2 separate regions of the Homo sapiens genome follow, and region 1 is linked to region 2. A link is a loop called in an ENCODE intact Hi-C map of the cell type or tissue named here. Cell type or tissue: heart left ventricle. All regions are shown on one strand. Each heading gives the region's core, and the rest is flanking DNA. Links, peaks and the distances in the headings are about the cores only.

Region 1 (8,330 bases), core at 278-8,277, 310 kb after region 2:
AGCCTCACTATTGCCTTGCAATAGACCTATGAGTGTCCAAGGTGGTAAGGATGGGGGTTAGAAATGAGTCCAACAACTTGGGCTCCCTCTCACCAAAACTGATCTGGCAATTGCCAAAATATAGCCAATCTGCCAGCAGCAGGTAGCAATATGGCAAAATTTCTCAATGAGAATAGCCAGCCATCTGGTGGCAGGTCAATTATTTCAGACCCCTTCCACTTGGGAGAAGGCAATGATTCATCCTTACTGGAATTTCTATGTTCTCCAAATAGAGGTTGCATTTCTGACCCATAGCACTTCAAGCATCACCATCCAAAGGCTTTAAAGAATGCTCAGTTCATTACCTAGGGCCAGGGGACCCATCTTGAAACTCAAGATCTATCATGATGGCCACATGAACACAGGCTTCACTGGTCTTACCATATGCCCATGACCCAGAAGCAGCCAGCCTGAGAGAACAATGGAACAAAGTGACTTAATTTCCAAAGTTCTGGGGGTTTATAAACAGCATATGGTATGTCACATGACTACTGTGGGATTGGAAAAAGATCATGTAAATAGAGCACTTTGCACAGACCCTGGCATGCAGCAAGTGCTCAATAAATGATAGGTGTTGTTTACTAATTGGACTGAATGGTGAAAGGCCTGTGTGCCCCAGGGGGAGCTGGTGATCAGGCTTCACTAAGCCCAGTATGGCCGTGGCTCTCATCATAGTGTGACATGCTTTGAATACCCTTAGCGGCTCCAAAAGTCCTCAGCTTGAAGTGCATTTTTCTGCCAGCAGGCAGCACACAAATGTTCCCGCTGGGCGGAGCTGGGAGAGAGGGGAAAATGAAACTCTGCAGAGTGCAGGAGCTGGGAGAGAGGGGAAAATGAAACTGCAGAGTGCAGAAATAGAAACTCCGACAGGGATTGGCTGCCTAGGGTGAGACGTGGGAGGATCCACAAGTGATGATAAAAAGCCAGCCTTCAGCCGGAGAACCGTTTACTCGCTGCTGTGCCCATCTATCAGCAGGCTCCGGGCTGAAGATTGCTTCTCTTCTCTCCTCCAAGGTAAACTCAGGAGCTATGAAGTGTGGGCATCAAGCTGCCACCCTCTGCCAGGCTGCCTGTCTGCCTGTAAATCTCATGTTCTGAGAGCCAGGAGGCCCCTTCTCCTGGGAGGCAGCACTCCTGGGTCCCTTTTAGTGCTCTGGGCTGGGACTTGTCTAAGAGGATGGGTTGGAGATTTTTAGGGAGATGGGATGCAAAACCCCAAGTGGCATGAGACCCAGCTTACAGGTGCAATATCAGCGATCTGTGGCCTTAACACTGTCACCTCTTGGAGCCTTAATTACTTCCTCTGTAAAAGGAAAGTTAAGTTGCCTTTGCTGCTCAAAGGACTGGATGATTTTAGAATCCCCTTTATTATAGGATCCAATGTGACAGTGAGTTCATCTTTAAGGATAGATGAAGCCATCTGGAGTGGTTGTTAAAAATGTGGGCTTGGTGGCCGGGCGTGGTGGTTCACGCCTGTAATCCCAGCACTTTGGGAGGCCGAGACCCACGGATCACGAGGTCAGGAGATCGAGACCATCCTGGCTAACACAGTGAAACCCTGTCTCTACTAAAAATACAAAAAAAATTAGCCGGGCTTGGTGGTGGGCGCCTGTAGTCTCAGCTACTCGGGAGGCTGAGGCAGGCAGGAGAATGGCATGAACCTGGGAGGTGGAGCTTGCAGTGAGATGAGATTGCGCCACTGCACTCCAGCCTGGGCGACAGAGAAAGACTCCATCTCAAAAAAAAAAAAAAAAAAATGTGGGCTTGGGTATTAGCCAATTGTGGGTTTAAACCCTGACTTTGCCATGACCTGGCTAGGCAGCCTTGGGAATATTACTTAACCTCTCTGAGCTTCAGTTTCCTTATCTATAACATGTGGTTGATAACAATGGTACCTACTTCGTGGTGTTGTTATAGGTACAAGTGGACTGCGTGCCATAAAGTGCTAAGTACTCAATACATGAGAGGAGTTTCTTGTTTTTCTTTTTAACTTAAGAAAATAGCATTGATCTGACAAAGATCATATTAGAGGTGAGTCTGAGGGCATATGCATTTTCCAGTTTTGTGGTATAAAGGAAAGAGCATAGGTTCATGAATTCTGACTGTCTTGAATGTGTACCCATGTTGCACAATTTGCTGTGTGACCTTTATCCCTTGTGATATTGTAAAATATATTTTTTCATCCCCCAGTTCCTGGCATACAACTCCTAAAATCCTTGGAATCTTCAAAGTGATAAATATCTTTTGAGTGATAACTGTCTAATAAGTTGACTGATGGCTGGCATTTCCTCTGGGGAGGGGAGAGGGGCTGAAGGTTAAGCTGATTACCAATGGGCAGTGATTTAATCAGTCATGCCTATGTAATGAAGCCTCCATAAAAACACAAAAGGACAGGGTTTGACAAGCTTCCAGATAGCCGAATACAAGGAGGTCTCCAGTGGGTGGTGCTTCTGGAGAGGAATGGAAACTCCATGCCCTTTCTCCCATACCTTGCCCTATGCATCTCTTCATCCGGAGCATTTGTAATATCCATAAGGAACCAGTAAATGTAGCTGGGTATGGTGGCTGATGCCTGTAATCTCAGCACTTTGGGAGGCTGAGGCAGGCAGATTGCGTGAGTTCAGGAGTTCAAGATCAGCCTGGGCAACATGGTGAAACCCCATCTCAAAAAAAAAAAAAAAAATTAGTTGGGCGTGGTGGTGCATACCTGTAGTCCCAGCTATGCTGGAGGCTGAGGTGGGAGGATCACTTGAGCCTGGGAGGCGAAGGTCTCAGTGAGCTGAGATGGGGCCACTGCACTCCAGCCTGAGCAATAGAGTGAGACCCTGTCTCAAAACAACAACAAGATCAATTTTTTTTTTTTAAAGAAAGAAACCAGTATATGTAAGTAAAGTGTTTCCCTGAGTTCTGTGAGCTGCTCTAGCAAATTAGTAAAACTGCAGGAGGGAATTGTGGGAACCCCAGTTTATAGTCAGTCAGAAACACAGGTAAAACAACCTAGGGCTTTCGATTGGCAGTCTGGGGGACTGAACCCTCAACATGTGGGATCGGCCACTATCTACCCATAGTGGTGTCAGAATTGAATTTGGGGACCCTCAGCTGGTGTTCACCAGAGGACTGATTGTTTGCTTGCTGGTGGGGAGAAACCCCCACACTTCTGCTGTCAGAAGCCTCTCGTACGGTGAGGGAAACTGAGTTTCTTTTTCCACACACCCTTCTGTGCTTTCTTTCTGAAAAAAAAATTAAGTTGATGTGAGGCCAACGTTTGGTGCCAGTAGATATTCAATGCATTGTAAGAATGAGTTTGTCTTAAAAATTTTTTTAAAGCAAATTCTATGCGTCAGGCACTGTTCAAAGTGCCGGGGATACAGCGTGGAACAGTTATTAAATTAACAAGTACCCTCTGAAATAGACTCTATTAATACCCCAATTTTAGAAATAAACAAACTGAAGCCCAGAGAAGCAAAGTACCCTAGTATCCTGCCCAAGGTCACTTGGGTACAAGGCCAGGAACAACCACAGTCATGATATTGACATCTGCGGAGCTTACCACGTGCCAAACACCGTGCGAATCCGCACAGAATCCGCACACCCACCGGTTGGGGCAGGGACATCTCTGCCACTGATGCGGAGAGGAAACGGATTCCCGAGGCTCCTGAGAGGGATCCTGGGTTCCATTCACCACACCTCGCTGCTTTTTACTGATTCAGTTGGAACTGGAAGGGAAAACAACGGAGCTGATGAGCTCCAAAAATGCTCCGGGGACCATCTCCCTCTCGCCCGTTCGCAGGTCTAGTGACGGAGCCCGCGCGCGGCGCCACCATGCGGCAGAAGGCGGTATCGCTTTTCTTGTGCTACCTGCTGCTCTTCACTTGCAGTGGGGTGGAGGCAGGTGAGAATGCGGGTAAGGATGCAGGTAAGGGGACAGGTAAGGGTGCAGGTAAGGATGCAAGTAAGGGTGCAGGTAAGGATGCGGGTAAGGATGCAGGTAAAGATGCGGGTAAGGATGCAGGTAAGGATGCGGGTAAGGATGCAGGTAAGGGTGCAGGTAAGGATGCGGGTAAGGATGCAGGTAAGGATGCGGGTAAGGATGCAGGTAAGGATGCAGGTAAGGGTGCGGGTAAGGATGCGGGTAAGGATGCAGGTAAGGATGTGGGTAAGGATGCAGGTAAGGGTGCAGGTAAGGGAACAGATAAGGGTGCAGGTAAGGGGACAAGTAAGGAGGCATATAAGGGTGCTGGGGGATGGGAGGAGTGTGGGATAAAGGAGAGAGTTTCAGGGTCCGGGGTGTAGAGGGTCTGGCGTGCTTCTGTAGAGACCCTGGCGTCCATTCCAATGGACAGCGCAGGGTTGGTGTCGCCAGAGTCCCAGATTCAAATCCCACTACTCTGTTCATTCCTCCATCCTACCGAAATTTACTCGATGCTAGTTCTGTGCCAGGCTCGGCGCCTAGGGGAAAGTCCCTTCCCCTCTGTGAGGCTCTCTGAGTAGGAGAGTGGTGGCCCCCGCCTCCAGGAGTGGTCCTGAGCATCAGACACAGAGTAGGGGACCCCTGTGTCCCACCCCAACACCCCCACTACGCTTTGTCTGCTCTCCTGCAGGTAAGAAAAAGTGCTCGGAGAGCTCGGACAGCGGCTCCGGGTTCTGGAAGGCCCTGACCTTCATGGCCGTCGGAGGAGGTGGGTCTGGAGGGCGAGGATCTCGGGCAGGCGGGGCGGGCCTCTGCCGCGGACGCTCCCTCACCTGCTCCTGTTCCTCCAGGACTCGCAGTCGCCGGGCTGCCCGCGCTGGGCTTCACCGGCGCCGGCATCGCGGCCAACTCGGTGGCTGCCTCGCTGATGAGCTGGTCTGCGATCCTGAATGGGGGCGGCGTGCCCGCCGGGGGGCTAGTGGCCACGCTGCAGAGCCTCGGTGAGTGCGGGGCCTGGGCCCCTGGTGGGACGTTCTTTACTATTATTTTCATCATACATCTGGGGAAACTGAGGCACTCAGGAATTAAGTAATTTACTCAAGTAATTAAGTAGTTTACCAGGAATTAAGTGATTCTTTATTTATTTATTTTGAGACAGAGTCTGGCTGTGTCACCCAGGCAGGCTGAAGTGCAGTGGTGTGATCTTGGCTCACTGCAACCTCTGCCTCCCTGGCTCAAGCGATTTTCCTGCCACAGCCTCCCAAGTAGCTGGGATTACAGGCACACGCCACCACGCCCGGCTAATTTTTGTATTTTTAGTAGAGATGGGGTTTCACCATGTTGGCCAGGCTGGCCTCAAACTCCTGACCTCAGCTGATCCGCCCGCCTCGGCGTCCCATAGTGCTAGGATTACAGGCGTGAGTCACCGCGTCCGGCCAGAAATTAAGTAACTTACTCAAGTCTCCCTGCTAGTTTAGACCAGAGCCTAGATTCTGACCCAGTCAGTACAATGCGAGAAGCCCCATTCTCAGCCTCAAAGGCTGGGTGCCTCACTGATGCTTTGGCCAAATCACAAGCCTCAGTTCCCTCAGCGGTGCGTGGGGATGATCATCCTCAGTTTAACATTTTTTGAATCTGCTCAATCTCAGAGACCACAGTAGCAAAGAAACATAGTAGAGTAACTCAAATCAATCTCACACCAAACTGGTCTTGACTTGCACTTTTTGAACACCATGGAGGGAACAGATAACAGAGCTCACAGTGACTCTTCTATCGATTGATCAATCTATTGATCTATTTATTATAGATAAAGGTCAAAACAAGGTCTCACACTGCCAGGTTGGAATGCAGTGCATGATCACAGCTCACAGCAGCCTCGAACTCCCAGGTTTAAGCTATCTTCCTACCTCAGATTCCCAAGTAGCTGGGACTATAGGCGCATACCGCCACACACTGGCTTTTTTTTTTTTTTTTTTTTTTTTTTTTGTAGAGACGGGGTCTCATTGTGTTGCCCAGGATGGTCTTGAATTCCTGGGCTCAAGCAATCCTCCCACTTTGGCCTCCCAAAGTGTTGAGACTGCAAGCATGAGCCACTGTGCTGGCCCAGAGTGACTCATAAAAAATGGCCTTACTTCCCTCTCTCTCCTCTCTCCCCACCCACCCCCACCTCTCTCTCGCGCTCTGAGGCCTCCAAAATCCTGGAGAAAACCTGCCCCTGACAAACTTCCCTCTCTGCCTTTCTGAACCTCGCATCTTCTCTTCTCTCAATTCTGAATGGCAAAAGCCCAAAGAACCAGCCCAAAAGAAGAGAGCCCTGCTCAGACGGGGCCACACCCCTGCAATGGGAGGGGAAGAGTGTGGGCGAGCCCAGGGACACCTCTGGGCTATCAGCTAGTTGTCCTCTCACATGGCACATAGCTGTGACAAGATGAAATGATCCCTGGCTTGTGAACCCCCCACACCCACACAGGGCTCCACGAAGGTGGCTGTTAGCATGATTAATAACATGGCGTTTCCATGGCAGACATCAGGTGAAGGAGCCATTATTTTTGCCTTTTTCATCACTGAAACACATCTCTGATTTGGGATGTCAAGGCAATGGGACTCACTTTGTAGTAGTGCCATCCCCTCTCAGGGCCTCTGTTTCTCCATCTAGACATAAGGGGTTGGACTCAACCAATGGTTTCCAGACATTTGGATTCCCAGGCCTGGCACTTGGGCCCCAGTGACTCATCTGTGTTTGCTTTACAGGGGCTGGTGGCAGCAGCGTCGTCATAGGTAATATTGGTGCCCTGATGGGCTACGCCACCCACAAGTATCTCGATAGTGAGGAGGATGAGGAGTAGCCAGCAGCTCCCAGAACCTCTTCTTCCTTCTTGGCCTAACTCTTCCAGTTAGGATCTAGAACTTTGCCTTTTTTTTTTTTTTTTTTTTTTTGAGATGGGTTCTCACTATATTGTCCAGGCTAGAGTGCAGTGGCTATTCACAGATGCGAACATAGTACACTGCAGCCTCCAACTCCTAGCCTCAAGTGATCCTCCTGTCTCAACCTCCCAAGTAGGATTACAAGCATGCGCCGACGATGCCCAGAATCCAGAACTTTGTCTATCACTCTCCCCAACAACCTAGATGTGAAAACAGAATAAACTTCACCCAGAAAACACTTTGTCCTGCTGTCAATCATGTTTGCAGTGAGAAGCCCAAAACAATCTGGCTCTGGCCTGCACCATCCACACACCCCCATTCCCATTTTCCCCTCGAGTCAACCACAGCTCCTGGAACACAACCAGTTGATTTTGTTTCTGGGCCTTAGCACATGTTGGTCTCTACCTGGATGCCTTCAGAAGCTCATCTGCCTGAAAAACTCCCTTCCATCCTTCCAGACTCAGTTCAGACATCCCCTCCTCTGGACTCCTGCCTAGCAGGTCCTCCTGTATAAATGGACAGGCTTGATTCCACAGGGTGCTTGGGGAGGCAGAACTCAGTTTGTTCTCACTGAGAGAAGCTTCCAGGTACTTCTCTGATTAGGCAGAGATGGAGAAGCCAGGTCTCCGTTCTCTCAAGAAGCGCTAGTGATCACCCTCAGATGGAGAATAAAGGCCAGCCCTTCGCTCTGGGGAAAGGGCGTAACAGCAGCTTTTCGAGGGCTCGGCAAGGTCCCCCTTTCCTCATAGGACTCTGGGGATAGGGAGAACAGTTTGCATATGGAATTCACAGCCCTTCTGAATAGGAAGGAGAAGACAACCCAAGCACATAGGAAGCATTCCGTAAATGTCAGTTATGATTGATGAAGGACTTGCATAAAACAAAGAGGGAACAGCCAAGTGACAACCAGGAATTAGCTCATCTGACTTTGGAGTCAGGGTTTACTCTCTGGGGCTCACAGACCATATTCTTCCTTTCTTCCAAAGTTGGCACCAAACTAGGGTCTCTGCCCTTAGAAGAAGCCCCCTCCACTTATTCCCTTGGACAACATCAAGGCCAGAGAGATGGGCAGCCCTGCCCCAGGATTTTAGATCTGAGGCCTCAGCAGTCCTCAGGCTGAATGACACTGGAAATGACCAGTTCTTTATGGGAGACTCCACCTTCCCCAGGATCCCTTGGGACCGGCCTGCGCAGGATAACTCCTTGCCTTCATTCTGTAAGTGATGGCAGGGGCAAAGGACACCACAGCGGATGGGACCCAGTTCCTACCTACTTGAGGCTCACGATGCACAAATGAGGACCCCACCTTTTCCTTCCCTGTCACCACCTCCCCGCCCCCATCTCCTTTCACCCACCCTCACCCTTGCCAGGGACCACAATCCTTGCCAGGGACCACAATCATCCTATCTGCAAAGCCTGTGGCAGAAGGGTGAACACACACCAGAATTCACCATCG
Region 2 (8,330 bases), core at 49-8,048:
GTTTGTGTAAGTTTTTATTGAAACCGTGCCCACTTATTTATATAGCTGCTTTCACACTACAGTAGCAGAGCTGAATAGTTGCAACAGGGACCATAGGGCCTGCAAAGCCTAAAATATATACTATATACTCTCTGACTCTTTACAGAAAAAGTTTGCTAACCTCTACCTTTGAGTAATTCTTACATGTACAAGGAGACATGTACAAGGATTTTTTTGATGCACACTTGCTTATCATAGAAAATAATTGGTCTGTAAACCTGTCCATGAACAGAAAATTGATAGATATATTCAAACAACAGAATGCTATATTGCAGTTAAAAGTGGATTAAGTAAAATTACATATACTCATAAGGATTAATATTAAAAACAATAGGCCAAGCGCGGTGGCTCACGCCTGTAATCCCAGCACTTTGGGAGGCCAGGGTGGGTGGATCACCTGCCTGGCCAACATGGTGAAACCCCATCTCTGCAAAAAATACAAAAATTAGCTGGGCATGGTGGTGTGCGCCTGTAATCCCAGCTCCTCGGGGGCCTGAGAATAGCTTGAACCCAGGAGGCGGAGATTATAGTGAGCCAAGATTGCACCACTGCACTCCAGCCTGGACAACAGAGCAAGACTCTGTCTCAAAAAAAAAGAAAAACTGATGAACAAAAAACATTGCAGACAGATAAATGTACAGTATGTAATATCTATATAAAGATTTAAAATATTTACATTTTAGGAGTACTTGAAAAGTTTTGTTCTGTAATGTCTTGATTTTTTTTTTTTTTTAATCTAGAGCAACTATAAGGGTCAGGTGGAGTGGCTCACGCCTGTCATCCCAGGGCTTTGGGTGGCTGAGGTGGGAGAATCACTTGAGACCAGGAGTTTGAGATCAGCCTGGACAACATAGTCAGACCCCATCTCTACAAAAAAAATTTTTTTAATTAGCCAGGTGTGGCCAGGAGCCGTGGCTCATGCCTGTAATCCTAGCACTTTGGGAGGCCGAGGCAGGTGGATTGCCTGAGCTCAGGAGTTCAAGACCACCCTGGGCATCACGGTGAAACCCAGTCTCTACTAAAATTAGCTGGGCATGGTGGCGGGCACCTGTAGTCCTGGCTACTTAGGAGGCTGAGGCACGAGAATTGCTTGCGCCTGGGAGGCGGAGGTTGCAGTGAGCCAAGATCACGCCACTGCACTCCAGTCTGGGCAACAGAGAAAGACTCTGTCTCAAAAAAAAAAAAAAAAAAATTAGCCAGGTGTGATGGCTTGTACCTACAATCCTAGGTACTCTGGAGGCTAAGGTGGGAGGAGCACTTCAGCCCACAAGTTTGAGGCTGCAGTGAGCTATGATTGTGCCACTGTACTTCAGCCTGGATGGCATAGCAAGACTTTGTCTCATAAATAAGTAAATAAATACAGCAACTGTGAAGTGTTAAGATTTTACAAAGCTTCGTTGGTGGTAGGCATTTTTTTCTTTTTTTTTTTTTTTTGAGACAGGGTCTCACCAGGCTAGAGTTCAGTGATCACGACTCACTACAGCCTCGACCTCCCTGGCTCAAGCAACCCTCCCACCTCAGCTTTTCGAGTAGCTTGGGATTATAGATGCACACCGCCATGCCTAACTTTTCCTATTTTTTGTAGAAATGGGGTCTCACTTTGTTGTCAAGGCTGGTAATTCTCCATGCTTTTTTGTATGGTTGAATTATTTCATTTACAAGGGATTGGGTGGAAGGGAACATATATGAAAGCGCTCCCTTCAGATATTGTTCCTGCTGCCGGTTGCTTTATGTATATCATAGGAACCCAGAGCACTCACTGAGCCTCCCACATCTGAAAGACAGATTTTCTGTAGTGCTTATTATACTGAGACCTGGCACCCGCAGGCTCATCAGGCTAATGGAAATGATCTCATTCCCTCTGTCAGTAAGTGTGCTTATTTGGTATTTTTCCTCAGTCTCAGTTCATCCAGAGCTAATTTGCAAAGCTGCAGTGGGATCTGGTGCTATGGTAACCACAGTAGGAGGCTTGAGGCTTTTCTTCACAGAACTGTGAAATGGGAGCAAGGAGAAGAAATACTTTTTCACTTCCTCTGAAATGATAGCAAAATATGGTTCTCTTAATGGCCATTCTGTGATTTGGGGACATTAAAGAGAATTCTCAAAATAATTTCTGAAAATGTCAGAAGTTTTTTTTGTTTTGGGGGGTTTTCTTGAGACAGGGTCTCACTCTGGTACCTAGGCTGGAGTGCAGTGGCACGATTATAGCCCATTGCAACCTTAACCTTCCCACGCTCAAGCGATCCACCCACATCAGCCTCCTGAGTAGCCAGGACTTCAGGCGTGTTCCACCACCATACCCAGCTAATTTTTTAATTTTTTGTAGGGAAAAGGTCCCACTGTGTTGCCCAAGCTAATCTCAAACTCTTGTGCTCAAGTAATCCTCCTGCCTTAGGCCTCCCAAAGTGCTGGGATTGCAGACTTGAGCCACCGCTCCTGGCTAGAAATATTTTAATAGAGAAAACCCAGGGACTAATATTCTCCAAAGATTTGGCTGATCTTACAGTTCACCAGCTTCAATTGCTTGACATATGGTAAACTGATTAATCATTGGCCTCATCCTCCTGAACAGGAAAGCTCATATCCAGAAATGGAAGTATTTTACCAACTGTATTGGAGTGAGTCCTGTTTTCATGGAGCTGCTTCTTTACTTTGAGCTGTTAATAACTCTCTTGGCCTCTTAATCCTTTTAAAGGAGACATTACAGAGTATATTTCATCCTTGATCATTGCATGCCAGGACAGTGAAAATGTCTGTGTTCTTATCCTCAAAATATGAGTTACTGCCTTTGTTGAGTCTTACAAGAAAGTCAAACTGACTCACTTAAAAAAGTTTTTTGCTACAGACAGATCATAGTAGACTGTGCATCTGGTGGAGGTTGGCTTAGTTTGTAAAGCTGTAATGGGTGAAATGGAATTAAAGAACTCTTCAACACCATGAACATAATAAGAATTTATTATTAGTTGAATGGTTTAATGTTTGAACTGAATTGAGGCATAAGACCTGGACTACAGTCCTCCACTGAATCATTTGTGAGATTAATATGAATTTACTCAGCAAACATTGATTGAATCCCTCATATGAATGTAAGGCATGACAATTCTATTGTAAAATATTAGCACTAAAAGAGACCCAAGTGCACCTAAGCCAAGCCTTGTATTGTAAGTGGCCAGCTGAGCCCAGAGTGATCTAGTGTCTGGTCCAGTTGACTAGTCCGTCTGTTTTGAAGTGCCACTGGGTTAAGGATGTCAAAGATTTGCAGTTACATATCTGCACAACTTCTGTGCCAAGTAGGACTTCTGCGTATGGAAGTATAAGTTCTGGCCAATTATGTTACAGTTATCTTAGATTTGTATATTTATATATTACAGTGATTTTCCAGCAGATGGCAGTCAAATGTCTTGAGGAAGAGGCAGCTTTATCTTATTTACACAGGAACCCTGGTGCTAAGTCACTCTGTTGGGCAAGGGGAAAGAACAAGAAGGTTAATAGAGCAGGATGAAGAAGAAAGCCAAAGTTAGGACCTTGTTTAACTGAAGAAGGTGGCAGAAGCAGGGAGATAAAAAGAGCAAGGGATATAACTTCTTTTTATTTATACAAATAAAGTATCTTTCCCACAGCAGTATGATCTGTGTATGTTTTAGGTGTTGGTTGCAGATGGGATTTGAGTTTTGATACACTGCCATGTTTCTCAAAACTGTCTGCAGTTCTGAGAAATGGATTTAAATCACCCATTTCCCAAGGTCAATTTCAGTGATGCAGTATCTTGGTTACAACTACAAGGTATAGTAAGTAAGGAGGTTCCAGATATGACAAATGTTGATGCCATATTTATTGGTCACTGTTCTCAGTTCTATTCTGGGGCTGTTCTCTCACTGAAAGACGTAAGGCCTATACCCAGGACTGTTTCTGGGAAATGAAGAATTGGAGGGAAATGGCTTTTTGTTTGTTATTGTTTCTAACAAGAAATCAGGGCCTTGTGTTTTCACTTCTCTTTTCTACCCTAAAACATTTCACCCCAAAAATCATTCATTCATTATGACACAATGACCAGAGCCTAGATTTGGAGTCAGGGGCCCCAAGTTCTAGCTACTTGCTTGTTTGTGATCTAGGGGCAAGTCACTAAACCTATTAATCTTTCCCATTTATAGAAATTCCCTCACACTAAGATCTTAGGGACTTCACCCTCAACGTGAAGGTTAAAATAAGTTTTTGGGTTGTTTGTTTGTTTGTTTTGAGACAGAGTTCGCTCTTGTTGCCCAGGCTGGAGTGCGATGGCATGATCTCGGCTCACTGCAACCTCCGCCTCCCGGGTTCAAGCGATTCTCCTGCCTCAGCCTCCCCAGTAGCTGGGATTACAGGCACGCGCCGCCATGCCCAGCTAATTTTGTTTTTTAGTAGAGACGGGGTTTCTCCATGTTGGTCAGGCTGGTCTCAAATTCCCGACCTCAGGTGATTCGCCCGCCTCGGTCTCCCAAAGTGCTGGGATTACAGGCTTGAGCCACCATGCCCGGCCAAGTTATTTTAATGGCACAACTTCACATTCTTTGGGCAGAGGGTCTACTGGATCTCTAGCTCCCATCCCTACTCCCCAGCAAGCAAACTACATGGGCTGTCACTTAGTCCACCTAAGCACAGGCAGGTGAACCTAGCAGCAGCCCTCTTCTTTGGTTTTGAAAAGAAGAGAAGAGTATTCTAACAGGAAATTTCTTTTTCTCATCAGGTAAGGAGAGCTGCTTTGAGAGAATTGTGTCAAGGTTTGGAAAGAAAGTCACATATGTAGTGATTGGAGATGGACGAGATGAAGAAATTGCAGCCAAACAGGTAACCATGGTAAAGAAAAATAGTCTATGTGGTTGTACATCGAGTAATGAGAAAAATGGGAAAAACTACAAAATCTTAGCAATCTATTATGCATTTATAATATTTTCTCTTTCTTCCTCTCCCATTTTTCTTTAAAGAAAAAGAGGGTCTTTTTTTTCTCCAGATGGAGTTTTTCCTCTTAAGTTTTTAGATCCATCCCTTCCTCTTCCTCCCTGTCACTCAAGAATCTTAAAATCTTTAAGCCCTTCTACAGGGATCCCATCATTAAACCTGAGATGTGCCCCATCTTCCATCTTCAAAGACAGTGCCTTCTCAAGCATCAGACTTGACTGCAAAAAGGCTAATCATTCTTTCTTTTCCATGCTTCAAGTTCTCAGACAGTACAACCAATAGCTGTTTCTGTAGAGAAAGTCTTTCCTGCCTTTGAGCCCTGGAAAGATTGTTCTGATGTTAACCCCACCACTATACAGGTCCCAACTTCAGGTCACCCCTTCTTTTTTTCTTTTTTCTTTTTTTTTCTGTTTTTGAGATAGAGTCTCACTCTATCTCCCAGGCTGGAATGCAGTGGCACAGTCTTGGCTCACTGCAACCTCCGCCTCCTGGGTTCAAGCAATTTTCCTTCCTCAGCCTCCCAAGTGGCTGGGACTACAGGCACCCGCCACCATGCCCAACTAATTTTTGTATTTTTAGTAGAGACGGGGTTTCCCGTATTGGCCAGGCTGGTCTCGAACTCCTGACCTTGTGATCCGCCTGCCTCGGCCTCCCAAAGTGCTGGGATTACAGGTTTGAGCCACCACGCCTGGCCCAGGTCACCCCTTCTTAATATAGGAAACAATAGATGAAAGAGTCTTGGCTATAGAACTTAAAATCCCATCTGTGTCTCAGCTATGTGAATTTGAACAATTATCCTCTTTGAGTATCCTCATCTGCTAAATGGATCTGTAGAAGTTCTTTCCCTCCCTATCCCAATTTATTTTCTTCCAGCAACTCTATTTCTTAGACATGGAGGCATTGGGTTGCCAGCTAGAACCAACTGCCCTGATACTCTTCATCCAGTTAAGTGGAAACCTTAGCAACTATAATAAACTATGAGATTGGTAATCAGTTGGCATTATTATCTCATGTTTTCATTTGTCACTTTATGTAGCAATTCAGGGATCCTTATTTTTTCACATATGTTATGAAGCTTTGATTCTAAAGTGCTTCTTGTTGCCCTCTTTGGGAAAGACACTAGTGGGTGTAGGCATCAATGTTTCCTGGTCTGAAGAAGGGTATGGGGGAGAGAACAACTCATCAGCAGAGTTGGTAACTCTGAGCTAATGTCTTTAATCATCTACAACAGAATACATCCATTGAGGCTGGGCACGGTGGCTCATGCCTATAATCCTAGCACTTGGGGAGGCTGAGGCAGGCAAATCACCTGAGGTCAGGAGTTCGAGACTAGCCTGGCCAACATGGTGAAATCCCGTCTCTACTAAAAATATAAAAATTAGCCGGGCATGGTGGTGCACTCCTGTAATCCCAGCTACTCGGGAGGCTGAGGCACAAGAATTGCTTGAACCCTGAAGGCGGAGGTTGCAGTGAGCCGAGATCGTGCCACTGCACTCCAGCCTGGGCAACAGAACAAGACCCTGTCTCAAAAAAAACAAACAAAGTATATACCAATTGGAAAATGCCTTAGCACTTTATCCAGTTCAACCTATACTCTGTGAAGGATATTTTCTGCAGCCTTTCTGACAGAAGTCTCTCTAGTCCTTGCTTGAATATGCCCAAGGATGAGGACACTGGTTCCCAGTAGCCTATTCCACCGTGGGATCAACCAAGCTGTTAGGGTGTTCCCCCTTCCACTGAGCAAAAATTTCTCTACCTTCACATACTAGTCTGGCATTCTTTTTTTTGTTTTGTTTTGTTTTTGAGATGGAGTCTCACTCCATCGCCCAGGCTGGAGTGCAGTGGCATGATCTTGGCTCACTGCAGCCTCCGCCTCCTGGGTTCAAGCGATTCTCGTACCTCAGCCTCCCAAGTAGCTGGGACTACAGGTGCACACCACCACTCCCAGCTAATTTTTGTACTTTTAGTAGAGACAGGGTTTTGCCATTTTGGCCAGGCTGGTCTCAAACTCCTGACTTCAGGTGATCCACCCACCTCAGACTCCCAAAGTGCTGGGATTGCAGGCATGAGCCACTGCACCTGGCCTCTAGTCTGGCATTCTTGAACATAACAAGTCGGTTTCCTCTTCTGTATGTTAATAGCCTTTTAAATATTATGTGTGAGCAGCTGTCTTGAAAAACAACTAGGGTATATGCCAAAATAACTGTGTTCTAGGACCTCAATATTCTGAGTAACTTGGAACCAGTTTCAACTAGATGATAGGAAAGTTAATCTCCTCAGCTTCATAGAACATGGTTTCCAATACTTGGATTTATCAAAGCCCTCCTTTAAAATATGGCCTCCACATGAGAATCACCTAAACCTGGGAGTGGAGGTTGCAGTGAGCTGAGATAGCACCACTGCACCCCAGCCTGGGCAAAAGAGTGAGACTCTGTCTCAAAAAATATAAAAAATTAATTTAATTTAATTTAAAAATATCGGCCGGGCACGGTGGCTCACGCCTGTAATCCCAACACTTTGGGAGGCCAAGACGGGCGATCATGAGGTCAGGAGATCAAGACCATCCTGGCTAACACGGTGAAACCCCATCTCTACTAAAAATGTAAAAAATTAGCCGGGTGTGATGGCAGGCACCTGTAGTCCCAGCTACTCGGGAGGCTGAGGCAGGAGAATGGCGTGAACCCGGGAGGCGGAGCTTGCAGTGAGCTGAGATCGTGCCACTGCACTCCAGCCTGGGCGACAGAGTGAGACTCTGTCTCAAAAAAAAAAAAAAAATATGGCCTCCAGGCACAGTGGCTCATGCCTGTAATCCCTAGCACTTTGGGAGGCCAAGGTGGGAGGATTGCTTGAGCCCAGGAGTTCAAGACCAACCTGGACAATATAGTGAGGCTTCATCTCTACAAAAAATAAAGAATTAGCCAGGCATAGTGTCACATGCCTTTAGTCCCAGCTACTTGGGAGGCTGAGGTGGGAGGATCACTTGAGCTCAGGAGGTCAAGGCTGCAGTGAGCCATGTTCATACCACTACACTCCAGCCTGGGTGACAGAATGAGAGCCTGTCTCAAAATAAAATAAAAAGTAAAATATGGCCTCCAGAACAGCACACAGTTTTCTGGACATGATTTTGACTACATAATATAATGGGATTATTATTTCCCAGATCTGTACATTCTCCATCTTGGACATAGATAAGATTTAGGTGTTGCAGTTCTGAAACTTACAAGAAATTGACCATCCATGAGACAGTATAATCTTATATCAAATACTAATTTTTCACCTGGGCCATTTTATTTGATCCTTAAGACCCTGTATGATAACTGGAATGCCTGTAGTTCCAGCTACTCAGGATGCTGGAG

Evidence for each region. Hi-C counts contacts between places; a loop is a spot of excess contacts. Peaks named below come from ENCODE experiments on the same cell type or tissue, not always from the same donor. Only the 100,000 strongest peaks of a DNase experiment are listed, where the experiment ranks them.
Region 1: a loop joins it to region 2, with 2.9 times the contacts of the local background. A loop is called at or near these places in 7 of 110 quality-filtered maps.

What each region holds. Positions count from the first base shown.
Region 1 is chr1:27,664,846-27,673,175 of GRCh38, reverse strand. IFI6 (interferon alpha inducible protein 6) reads left to right here and starts at 984. Exons shown (of 5, transcript NM_002038.4): 1 at 984-1,053; 2 at 3,830-3,931; 3 at 4,641-4,718; 4 at 4,801-4,950; 5 at 6,701-7,112. The coding sequence starts at 3,862. The coding sequence ends at 6,795. RefSeq lists enhancers at 613-952, 3,731-3,790. In heart left ventricle, for the core only: CTCF peaks have their summits at 775, 3,662 and 3,866 (motif pointing left); DNase peaks (open chromatin) are centred at 805, 3,855 and 4,885; H3K4me3 peaks cover 3,599 bases; H3K27ac peaks cover 1,216 bases.
Region 2 is chr1:27,974,907-27,983,236 of GRCh38, reverse strand. EYA3 (EYA transcriptional coactivator and phosphatase 3) reads left to right here. Exons shown (of 18, transcript NM_001990.4): 17 at 4,763-4,863. Among named protein-coding and RNA genes, the nearest start is that of XKR8, 19 kb to the right of the region's middle. RefSeq lists a silencer at 1-193. In heart left ventricle, for the core only: a CTCF peak has its summit at 3,414 (motif pointing right); no DNase peak of the experiment used is centred there.